Linked DNA regions of Homo sapiens: region 1 is linked to region 2. The links are chromatin loops, found by intact Hi-C in ENCODE. Cell type or tissue: mammary epithelial cell. All regions are shown on one strand. Each heading gives the region's core, and the rest is flanking DNA. Links, peaks and the distances in the headings are about the cores only. Region 1 overlaps TENM2 (teneurin transmembrane protein 2). Region 2 overlaps TENM2 (teneurin transmembrane protein 2).

What was found. Peaks named below come from ENCODE experiments on the same cell type or tissue, not always from the same donor. Only the 100,000 strongest peaks of a DNase experiment are listed, where the experiment ranks them.
Region 1: it touches region 2 in a loop (2.1-fold over the local background); 1 of 110 quality-filtered maps calls a loop at or near these places.

The regions. Positions count from the first base shown.
Region 1 is chr5:167,757,519-167,762,902 of GRCh38, reverse strand. The region is part of intron 4 of TENM2 (teneurin transmembrane protein 2); the gene reads right to left. Among named protein-coding and RNA genes, the nearest start is that of TENM2-AS4, 100 kb to the right of the region's middle. In mammary epithelial cell, for the core only: no CTCF peak of the experiment used is centred there; a DNase peak (open chromatin) is centred at 3,272; H3K27ac peaks cover 3,481 bases.
Region 2 is chr5:167,946,968-167,952,351 of GRCh38, reverse strand. The region is part of intron 5 of TENM2 (teneurin transmembrane protein 2); the gene reads right to left. TENM2-AS3 (TENM2 antisense RNA 3) reads left to right here. Exons shown (of 3, transcript XR_941186.3): 2 at 3,434-3,536. Among named protein-coding and RNA genes, the nearest start is that of TENM2-AS3, 4.0 kb to the left of the region's middle. In mammary epithelial cell, for the core only: a CTCF peak has its summit at 2,102; a DNase peak (open chromatin) is centred at 2,041; H3K4me3 peaks cover 223 bases; H3K27ac peaks cover 2,627 bases.

The DNA of each region.
Region 1 (5,384 bases), core at 243-5,242, 190 kb after region 2:
CAGATGTTCTGTAGCCCCAAAGACAGCAGCTTTTGGAGCGGAAGATGTAGAGGACTTGTAGAAATTCTTCCAGCCACAACTGCAGGAGGAATCCTGATTGCCTTGCAACCTCTATGTAAACTTAATGAAGCATTTTTAGCTGGATGTTTTTAAAACTGGGTCAAAGAAAGGGGAAAAACACCCTGCATGCTGATGCTACTTTATAATAGATTGAGTAAGTTGTGGTGGTAAATCTGTAAAAGACTTTGCCTAAGCACAGAAGTGAACTGGCACAGCAAAAGCCTTTCTGATAAGCAGAGATCAATACCAGGAGAATATCTAAAATTGGCTTTTCATGCCTAACCTCACCATTGCCAACTGACAACCAGAGCACTGCAGACTGGAGCACCTGCTTAAATCACCCAGGTTTTCACATGGGCAAGAGAAATAGACGAAAATAACGAGAGGAAGGGAGGGAAGCATCTCTCTAGAATATGATTGGCCATCACAAATATTATGTGTTCTTTTTGATCCTTAATGTAGTTTAGTCTACCTGATAAAGAAGCTTTGATGCTTTACGCAGTTGAAAAGCAGAAGATTAGACATAAATAAGTTCTCCCACACCTAAGAGTGAAACAAAGGTCTTTGGGGATGTGCAGGAGGGGATCTTTTGTCCTCCTAAGGAGCCAGGGATATTCTTAGCTCACTTGTAGAAAACCTTAGAGCTGCGTATCCATGCACGTGCACGTGTGTGTTTATATGCATGTATGCATGAGAGAGAGAGAGAGGAGAGAGAAAGAGACTAAAAATTAGTCACTTCACTTTGATTTTTCTTCCAAAGAGCCATCTGAGAATCAAGAACTATGTGTTTCTCAACCTAGCCCCAAGTCAGGCAGCGCTTCTGCATGTACTTAATTCTTTCTAGCTGAGGCGCTGGTTCCAATGGCACTCCTAGCTCGTTGGTTGAAGCTTATTGATGATTCAAAGTTGAGGAAACTTTTTCAATCAGCGATATTGCTGGAAGTGGCCCTTCTGGCACTACCTCTGTGCTTCTATCTCTGGCTCAGCAGATACATGATAATTGCTGAATGTGTCTATGGAAGGAGGAATGGCAAGGCCACAAGAGCTCTGTACAGCTGCTCAGAAGCTTGGGGAGTGAAGTGAGAAATTCCAGTTCCCTTGGAGGGCCTGGGGATGAATTCTGTGACTTCTCATTAGGCCTGTGGTCCTCAATCCATGGTCTGCAGAGCCATTTGTGGGTCTGTGTAAGTGCTACTTGATGGTTTTCTTTTTATGCTTTCAACTTAATAATTCAAAACTAAAACAATGACCAGTTAGAAAGCAAAACTTCCCTTTTGATATTTTCCCTTTTAATATTTGGTATTTTGATAGAACATGATTTTAGGATGATTTTTTTTTTCTAATAGCAGTCCATATTTCTCCATGTGGAGAAATATAATATTGGGTCTTTTTTAGAGGTTGAAGAATTTCTTGGAGTGGCCTCTTTGGGACACTTGTTTCCTCGTTTATTCTGCCTACCATGTATCAGACGGCATTCTGGGTTGATGGGGTAGATCAGTGAATAACACAAACACGTTTCCTGCCCTGGTTGAGCTTATATGTTAATGGGTAGAGGCAAACAGACAATCACATAATCAATAATTACATAGCATGTTAGAAACTCAAAACAAAAAACAAAAGTAAAAGTAAGAAAATAAGCAGGGGAGAGGAAACTGACAGTGAAGATGGTGGATGAGACAGAGGATGATCTTTATTTTTAAACAGCTTGCTCAGAGTAGGATTCATTTTTACAAAAGACAGAAGAGGAAAAGCAGAAAGTTTAGATAGGAGAAGGCATTCACTCACTATCTTAGTCACCCGTAGACCTGGACATTTCCGCCACAGAGACATTTAGTGGGTCACTTGTTGGGCAAGGACATGGACATTGCAGCAGGACATGAACAGAACAGTAAGGCCAGGTGCGGTGGCTCACCCCTGTAATCCCAGCACTTTGGGAGGCCAAGGTGGGCGGATCACCTGAGGTCAGGAGTTCGAGACCAGCCTGACTAACATGGTGACCCGTCTCTACTAAAAATACAAAAATTAGCCAGGCATCGTGGCACGCGCCTGTAATCCCTGCTCCTCAGGAGGCTGAGGCAGGAGAATCACTTGAACTTGGGAGGCAGAGGTTGCAGTGAGCCGAGATCATGCCATTGCACTCTAGCCTGGGTGGCAGAGTGAGACTCTGTCTCAAAACAACAACAGCAACAACAACAATAACAAGGCAGCTGCTTGTGGAACCTGTTGTTGACACTTACCTATTTACAAGTCCACCTAAATCAAACTGGCTGTCCACTCTAGGGACAATTACCAATGATCAGAATCAGGCCAACAATAAAAATTCTAATAAAGGCAAAAGAGAAAACAAGGAGAAAGGGAACAAGTGGGAGAAGCCTCGATTGCCTGCAATTGGATGTTAGGGCCTAAGTCTAACTCACAGAGGCCACAGAGCACCATGCACTTCCTCCTATGTCCAATGCCTTCCAACAGTGTATTAAATTCTTTCCTTGCCTGACCTAAAGTAATAACAGAAAGTGTCACCATCCTGAACAACAAAAGATGGGATGACTTAATTTCTCTTTCTTTCAAAGGCATGTGACAGTGCCCTATTTAATGATAGAAGAGAAGAAACTGGTTCTAGGTAAGAGAAGCCACAATTTATTGCACCCTTAGGAAGACCAGGAGCAAAGCCATTGAGGATAAAATGTACCATGCGGAGTTTTAACCAGTGAAGAGCTGGGCATAGCATTCCACTTAAATAAGTCAGTTCAGAAATTTAGCTCCTCTCTCCAAATACCTACAGTGACTACCCAGAGATGTAGAGCTTAAGTACAGCCACCGCTCTAGTAAGCTCAAGTAAGACCATGCTCAAGTATAATCAATTTCACATTTCTGAATATTTATCAAATATGCAAAAGAAAGAATCAATATCTGAAAAACAGAATCTATGTTTTTTTAAAAAATCACACCTTATTTCACACTTCGGAGCTAAAGAAATACTGTCTCCAGGTGGGGTTTGTCAGCACCTTTGTAAACTAGCTCTTGCATAATTATTGTTGTAGGAACATCCAGGCTCATGGCTGTATCTCTCAACAATAGATTGATGGGGCAACAGCTTCCATGGCCTCCTCCCAGGTCAACCAGCCAGAAACTGGACACCTACCCTGCTGGAAGGGGGCTGATTCACAGCCCTCCCAGGTGGATTAGAGCTTCCTGGCACATCCAGGCTTGTCCATCATGATGTTGTCTACATTCCTTTCCCATCTCTCCTCACGTCCCTCTGGTGACTCATATATACCCCCACTTACCTGCACCTCCCCACTTCCCCTGTAACTCTTCAGTGTTCCTGGGAACTGATGACTTTATCCTCATGAAATTTTATGACAGCGTGCAAGGCTTGAGAAAATCTGAAAATTTTTCCACTTACAAAATCAGAGTCCTGATAAATGTTTCCATGTACAGAATGTGAGTCCTAACAAACAGCCAACACTCATAAAAGCTAACATTTATGGAGCACTTACCATGTGCTGAGCACTTATGAACATTTAACACCCTCATATGTGCTAAGTTCTTTGAAGGAACTGATATGATTTAATCTCCACAATAGCCTTATTGTTATGAAAGAGGATACTGAGACACAGAGAAGTTAAGCAACTTGCTAGTTAAGTAATCTAGTGTCAGAACTGGGATTTGAACCCAAGTAATCTAGTATGTGTCAGAACTGGGATTTGAACCCTAAGCAACTTGCTAGTTAAGTAATCTAGTATGTGTCAGAACTGGGATTTGAACCCAAGATGTTGAGTCTATGTTTTTAACCACTGCATGCTACTGTTATCTACTATCAAAATTGTGTGTTTATGAAACAATTATTATTTATTCAAAGTATCAAGGTATCCATAGTAAAAGCAGTATGGTGGAAAAGCAAATAGAATAGGGTTAAGGAGACAGAGAACTAGCTGGGCTATAGTTTTAGCTTTAGCTGTTTCTGTATCAATCAAGGTCCTAGCATGAAAGCAGATGACACCCAAACCTGGCAATATGAGAGAGTTTAATAAGGGGACTATTTAAACAGTTGTGGTCAAGGTTTCTGGAAATCAGAAGTTATGTCAGTGTGCATGGCTCGAGAAAATCAGCGAATTTTTTCACTTACAGAACCAGAGTCCTAATAAATGTTTCCATGTACAGAATGTGAGTCCTAACAACCAGCAAGTGCTTATAAAAGCTAACATGCAATGATCTAGAGCTAAAAAAAAGTGGAAGTGATTAGAAGAATCCAGAAAGAGAAGACTGTATGGAGAGGGCTACCTGGGAATGTCTGTCTCAGATACAGAAAAACAGCCTGCTATAGCACAATGACAAGGAGGAAGCTGGTAGGAAGTGCTCCTGCCTCTCTCTCTTCCAAGCTGGTAGGAAGTGCCCCTGCCTCTCTCTCTTCCACCTTCTATCTTCTGATCTTCGATCTCTTCCCATTGAGCCAATCAGCTAGAGGATAGAGCACCCACAGATCCAGTCTATAGGGTCAGCTTCCAAGGCAGAGAGCAAGATATTGATGGAATGAAAGAATGTGAAGGACAAACAGAAAATATGCAGCACAGTCACCATCATGGTAAACTGGGACAAATCTCAGCCTCCCTGGGAACTGATTTCTTGGTCATCATAATGACACTATAGGGACCACATGCAATTTAGACTGCCTTCCAACTCTGACACTGTGAGGTTTTATGAACCCACCCTCCATCAATTTCCTAAGAGATTTTCAGGATTACTTTAAAAAGGAAAGTATAAAAGACAACCCCACAGTGCAAACTCTGGTAGATTCTACATCACTTTGCACTTATGTATTGACAGATGCATGAAGGCAAACTGTGGCTGAGGTGGAAGGGCATTTGTCCATGCCACAGGGTAACCAAGGCATACTTGAATGCTCTAAGAAAAAGACTTCAGAATATTAAAATTGTTCCAACAAAGAATTCTTCTAATGTGAAACCCCTTGTTCTCTTTCTGAAGCAAAAGAAAGGGTATATGAGATTAGAGAAATGCAAATCAAAACCACAATGAGATACCATCTCATGCCACTTAGAATGGTGATCATTAAAATGTCAGGAAACACCAGATGCTGGAAAGGATGTGGAGAAACAGGAACGCTTTTACACTGTTGGTGGGAGTGTAAATTAGTTCAACCATTGTGGAAGACAGTGTGGTGATTTCTCAAGGATCTAGAACCAGAAATACTATTTGACCCAGCAATCCCATTACTGGGCATATACCCAAAGGATTATAAATCATTCTGCTATAAAGACACATGCACACGTATGTTTATTGCAGCACTATTCACAATAGCAAAG
Region 2 (5,384 bases), core at 121-5,120:
TAGCAAAACCAGGTGGATAAGGGCTGACCAGAGGAATTATTTGAAACATATTAATACTGCAATGAAAGTAACATGACATTCAAGGCTGATCGCTGGCGTAGCAAGTCCCTATTCCCTTTCCAGGTAAACTGGTATACTGCACACATTCTTTTCAAAAATTTCATCTTTTGAAGATATTAAGAATATGGAACACTCTAAGTCAGGGAATAGTACCTTTAAATACCTATAGGGACTAGGCAGGAAGGTGGAGTGGGCTAGCTAAGGACTGAGTTGAGGTGAAGAGACTAGGGGGCAGCCCTCACTCAGCACCAGGTCAATTTGATCACGTGGGAATGAGGGAGAGAGCTCAAGGCAGCCGTAATTTCTAATTTCTCTAGAAAAGCTGGAAATCTGGACTTGTAGATAAAATTTCCTAGTTTTTAAAAATGTTGACAATTCAAAATGAGATTTATATATATGTATGTGTGTATACACACATATTTGCGTATGTATGTGTGTATACACACATATTTGCGTATGTATGTGTGTATATATGTGTATATGTGTAATATACACATATATATCTATTTTAAAATGAGAGTGAACAAAACACACCTGTGAGCCCACTCAGCTCAGCAGGTTGCTAACTTCTTTCCTCTGAGAGATGAACCCTGAGGACTCGGTCTCTGGAGAAGGTCATGGCAGATGTTTTCAAGCCATGACCCCGACTCCAAATTGCATCCTGCGTTTTTTTAAATAACAAAATCCTCTATCCTTGCAGGAAAAACAAAGGAGAGCTCTCCCTTGGAAAATATCCCCTTGTAGATATCGCTGTCTCTGACAACTCCACACAAGGTTTTCCTAGCAACCGATTCTCAATCTACAAAATGAAATATTTTAAGCATAATGAAAATGAAAGTAGTTTGCTATGCGATGAAGCCTATAATTTCGTTTTAATGGATGCTGAAACATGACTTTTAATTTGTGTCCTTTGAGAAAGTTTTATTTTTTGAAGCTTCCAGTCAGGGCTGGCAGCTCACCAGGTGACTGCTGAGCCTTGTCATTTTTGGCCCCTGCCAACTTTAAAAATCCTCAGCCCCTGCTGTCCTGGCTTTAAGAAGTTGGCTCAAGTCATTTAAACAAGCAATTTGACACAAATTTCAACTACTTGTCTCCTTATGTGGCCGGGCTACATCTCCAAAAGGTGTAATCTACATTCTGGGGTTCCTGTGCAGGCTGCAGAAACATTCTGAAGAAAAGACAACATGTCAAGAAGATACTAGGTTTGGAGAGCATCCTGACCAACAAAAACAAGAAGGAAAAATGTGGAGGAAACAGGTTCCTTGAAGTTCGCATCTCTAGGCTGAAATTATTTGGGTGATTTTTGTTTTCTTTGTGATGTTTAGAAAAGGACAGTGACAACAAAAACCCAGTGGGAAATACCACTGTACAGTTGTATAGATTTTAAATCATGTCCTCCAAATGAACCTGTAATTCCTATTTTACATTATGCATCAGTGACATTTTAAATATATCTTTGGGAGAGTTTCATAGCTGTAGCAGGCTATTATATTTTCTGGCATTGTTGTCTGTCTAGTAATGTATTATTACATAGTTATTTAGCATTTGTCTGTCTCATATTAGTGGAAAGAGGTGGGAAAGGGGGGTGAAATGATGTAATAATGATCCTTCAGGGATGCTATCCAAGCCCCTCACACATGGTTAATGAATTCTCATGCCTTTCTTTCCCCCTCTCTCAACTCCCATCCAAGTGGTGTCATTATTCCCCATTAGTTAGGTAATTACGAGACTTGCCTCAGGAAGATGGGGCGGGTCAGTGCACAAGTGAGAACCTGCCCTCCCCAGCCCTAAGTCCTAACTTTCCATCTCCCTCTGTCCTGGCCCCCCACCCTCCCCTCTCCAGACCACACACTCTTCTAAAGTACAAAGAGGCCATATAAAGGATTTAATTCCCTAAATGAGATACCAGACCCTCCTCCTTCCTGTGTATTCACTCTGAGCTAAGTTCTCCTTATCTACTCCAGCTTGTGTGGCCCTTGTGAGGTCCATCTGTGTTATGCGTGGGCAGAATTCCTGCGGTTGCTTGTGTGCTGACAATATCCAGGGCTGGTCCCCAGGGGGAAGAGAAGCACCGACCTGGGTGCCATGTGTTATGTTCCAAATAAAATGAATTGGGAGTTTTCCAGTTAACTAGAAGAGAGGTCAAGTTCTCTTTTCATTTATCCTAATGAGAAAGCCTAGAGCTTCCTGGGGGAAATGGAGAAGGAAGAGTAAGGGAAGATGGAAGAATACTTAATTCTCCGCTCACCCAGCCCTCCTATAAAGCAAGATGATATTTCATTGCAGATAGATCAAATTATTGACAGCAACAAAAACAAAAATTATCCAGCGTTCTCGGTATTGGAAGACATTCTCCTCCTAACTGTTGCTCATTTTCACCACGGCATTGATTATATTTGCTCATTTGTCTATCTATCCTGCAGTCATATTTCCCAACGAGGTGCAGGAGACAGAAGGAAAAGACAATTACAATACAGAGTGGTAAATGTGACCCCTGGGATATATACAGAGGAATGTGGGAACATCTAGGAGGGGCATTTAGCTAGAGGTTAGGAGATAAAATCTACAGAACTGGGTTCAAGAATTGAGTCTGCCACTTTCTAGTTGTGTGAACCTGGGCGTGCTACCTCATTTCTTTCATTCTCAGCTTACTCATCTGCCAACTGGTGAAAACAGCAGTAACTACCCGCTAAGGTTGCTGTGAAAGTTAGAGAGGAAGGATGAATGTAAAGTGCTAAGCATGCTGCCTGATGGTTGGCAAGTCCCCGAAAACCAAGTGTAGAGAACAGTGATGGGTTCTTTCAGGGATGAAAGGATGGATAAGACATAACTGCAGCTCTCAGGGACCCCAGATTTGAGTAGGAAAATTAAATCCAAATTTCATCTATCTAGGGCAGATGTCACAGACTGACAGCCCTCAAGCTGAATATTATCAAAAATTCAAAGTTGAGATTTTGCATAGTGTTCCAGATTTCTGACTTCTCTTGAAAGCAAAACCAAACCCAAAATATGGAGTCTGTATCCCCTCAAAACAACTGGATAGAGCTGAATGCTGTGAGGGGTGGGGTGGCTTATCTGATTTGCCATCAACCCTAGCGATCCCTGTTCTCGTAATTTAGCTGGCTGTATGTATTTATGTTACTGACGCCTAATAGTATGTTTTTGACTCCTAGTTTCACTCGGGTGCCTTGGTATTCAGTATCAGTAACGTACCTCTAGTATGAAGCACCTCTGCTACAACAAATGATCACAAGCACCTTTTTGCATTTATCACTTTTCACTACAGTCATCCAACACACTTGCTGGGTGGGAAGGTTTTCTGTTTCAAAAATGCAAACAATGCTGACAACATGCCCTCTTGCTTTCCAAAAAGCCAAAATACATGAAAAGCCCTTCTGTAAAGCAACTGATGTCTTCAACTTACTATGAAACGGAGATGAATAACTCAGCTTGATGAAGGAACCCTCATGTCCACTGTAAGTTCCATACATTTATTGGGTTTAATTAATGTGCATATTACTAAGAGCTCTTCTATTACATAAATATGAAATTACATAATAATGCAATTTAAACATAAGAAACTATATAAGGTAAATTCTTACACAGTATCAACCTAATCAGTATGCTATTAGTAGACAAAAGGCAACTGTCATTAAAATATTGGTGCTGACCTGACACTGCACCTGATTTACCTTCAGTCCAGAACCTGGAATTTATTTTTAGGTACTGCGTGGCTTTTAGTCCTAGGAAGAAGGAACTGTCTTATTGGCTCTTTACTAAAAACCAGGGGAGGTATAAGTAAGGTGCCTGGAAATGATAAGTGAATTTATAGACAAGATGTTTCCTGTATGTTTAAAAATCAAGGGCTTGAATGAGCACTGCTGTCTGTCCTGCTAAAGAATGGTCTGTGCTTCTGCGCTTTTAGATTTTCTGTGGGACAGTTGTTGCCAGTTGATTTTGAGAGGGATGCCAGTCACATAGTCTGTCCTTCCTAAATGCCTACCGGTTGGCAGTGAAACTTGAGAAAAATGAAGCAGTGCTTCTTTGTTGAGTAACGATACCAATTCCCATAAAGTCAGATGTGGGAAGTGAAAAACCTTGGCATATCAACTTTTGTGTTGACTCCATTAGAGTTGCTCACACGGCATGGGGAAACAATCAATGCCCACGTTTTAAACAACATATAAAGGAAGACTTTCAGGGGCTCTAAGGAAGAAATTGTTAATAATCGACTATTGTTGTTGCATTCTGCCTAAATAAACAGCTGGAGGACGTGTTTAGGTTGGGTCTACTTTTGCCAAGCATCGACAAATAGATGGGGTGGGAAAGCAGAGACAAATTAAACCAGGCTTGTCTTGCGCCATAGTCTTCACCAATTTTTCCTGGTGATTAGAAATGATGATAAAATATATGAAAGAAAAAAATAAAAGTCAGGGCCTGCCTAGCTGCTAATAAATCACTCATTCCTGGGAATGGCATGCCAATGGTTGGTCTTTAAAATTTTCAACTCCCTCAGACCCTCAGATGACAAATTAACCACAAACTCTTTGCCTTCTTCTCTTGAACCACCTTTTAGGGCAAGTTACATCTCAATAGCAATTTAAAGTTTCTAAAAGAGGAGATGGTGTTGGCAGAGACTTGAGAATCTCTGGTTGATGATAACTGGCACCAGGACACCCTGTTCAAATTTGACCTTGAATTGGCCAGAGGGAATTGGGGGTGAGGATTTTCAAGAATAACAGTGTCTGGTTAGATCCAAGGAGGACAGAGTCTGTTGCAGATGTTCAGGCTAGTGGTTGGCTTGAATCCCTGCTTGGCCACTGACCAGATGTGTGGACACTGGAAAGTGACATATTTTTCTTTCTGAGTCGTTCACTTGTAAAATGGATATAGTAATCTTACTTCTCATACATGATTGTTAGGAGAGTCAAATGGAAATATATTTTTAAGGAGCCTAGCACAATTCATGGTACATAGCAAGCTATTAACACATATTATTATGATTATTACTATTTGATATAATTAATCATTCTGATAATAGCAATGGCAGCTATAGCAACTATGACTCTGAGGAAAATGATTAGTACCTCCTAGGGCACTGTGGGCCCAACTTTTCCAAGTCCTTTGAAATGGCAGTTCTTGGAGGGGGATATTCAATGAACATGCGGCTGCATTTGGCTGCAAAATCATCAATCTCTGACCCCTCCACCTTCAAATTTGGCCAGCAGGAGGGCAGAGTGACTAAGTGACGTGGCCAGGAGCTATTAACAGATAGTCTCAAGAGTGTCTCTGTAAGAGCCCACAAAAATAAAACGGGATTCAGA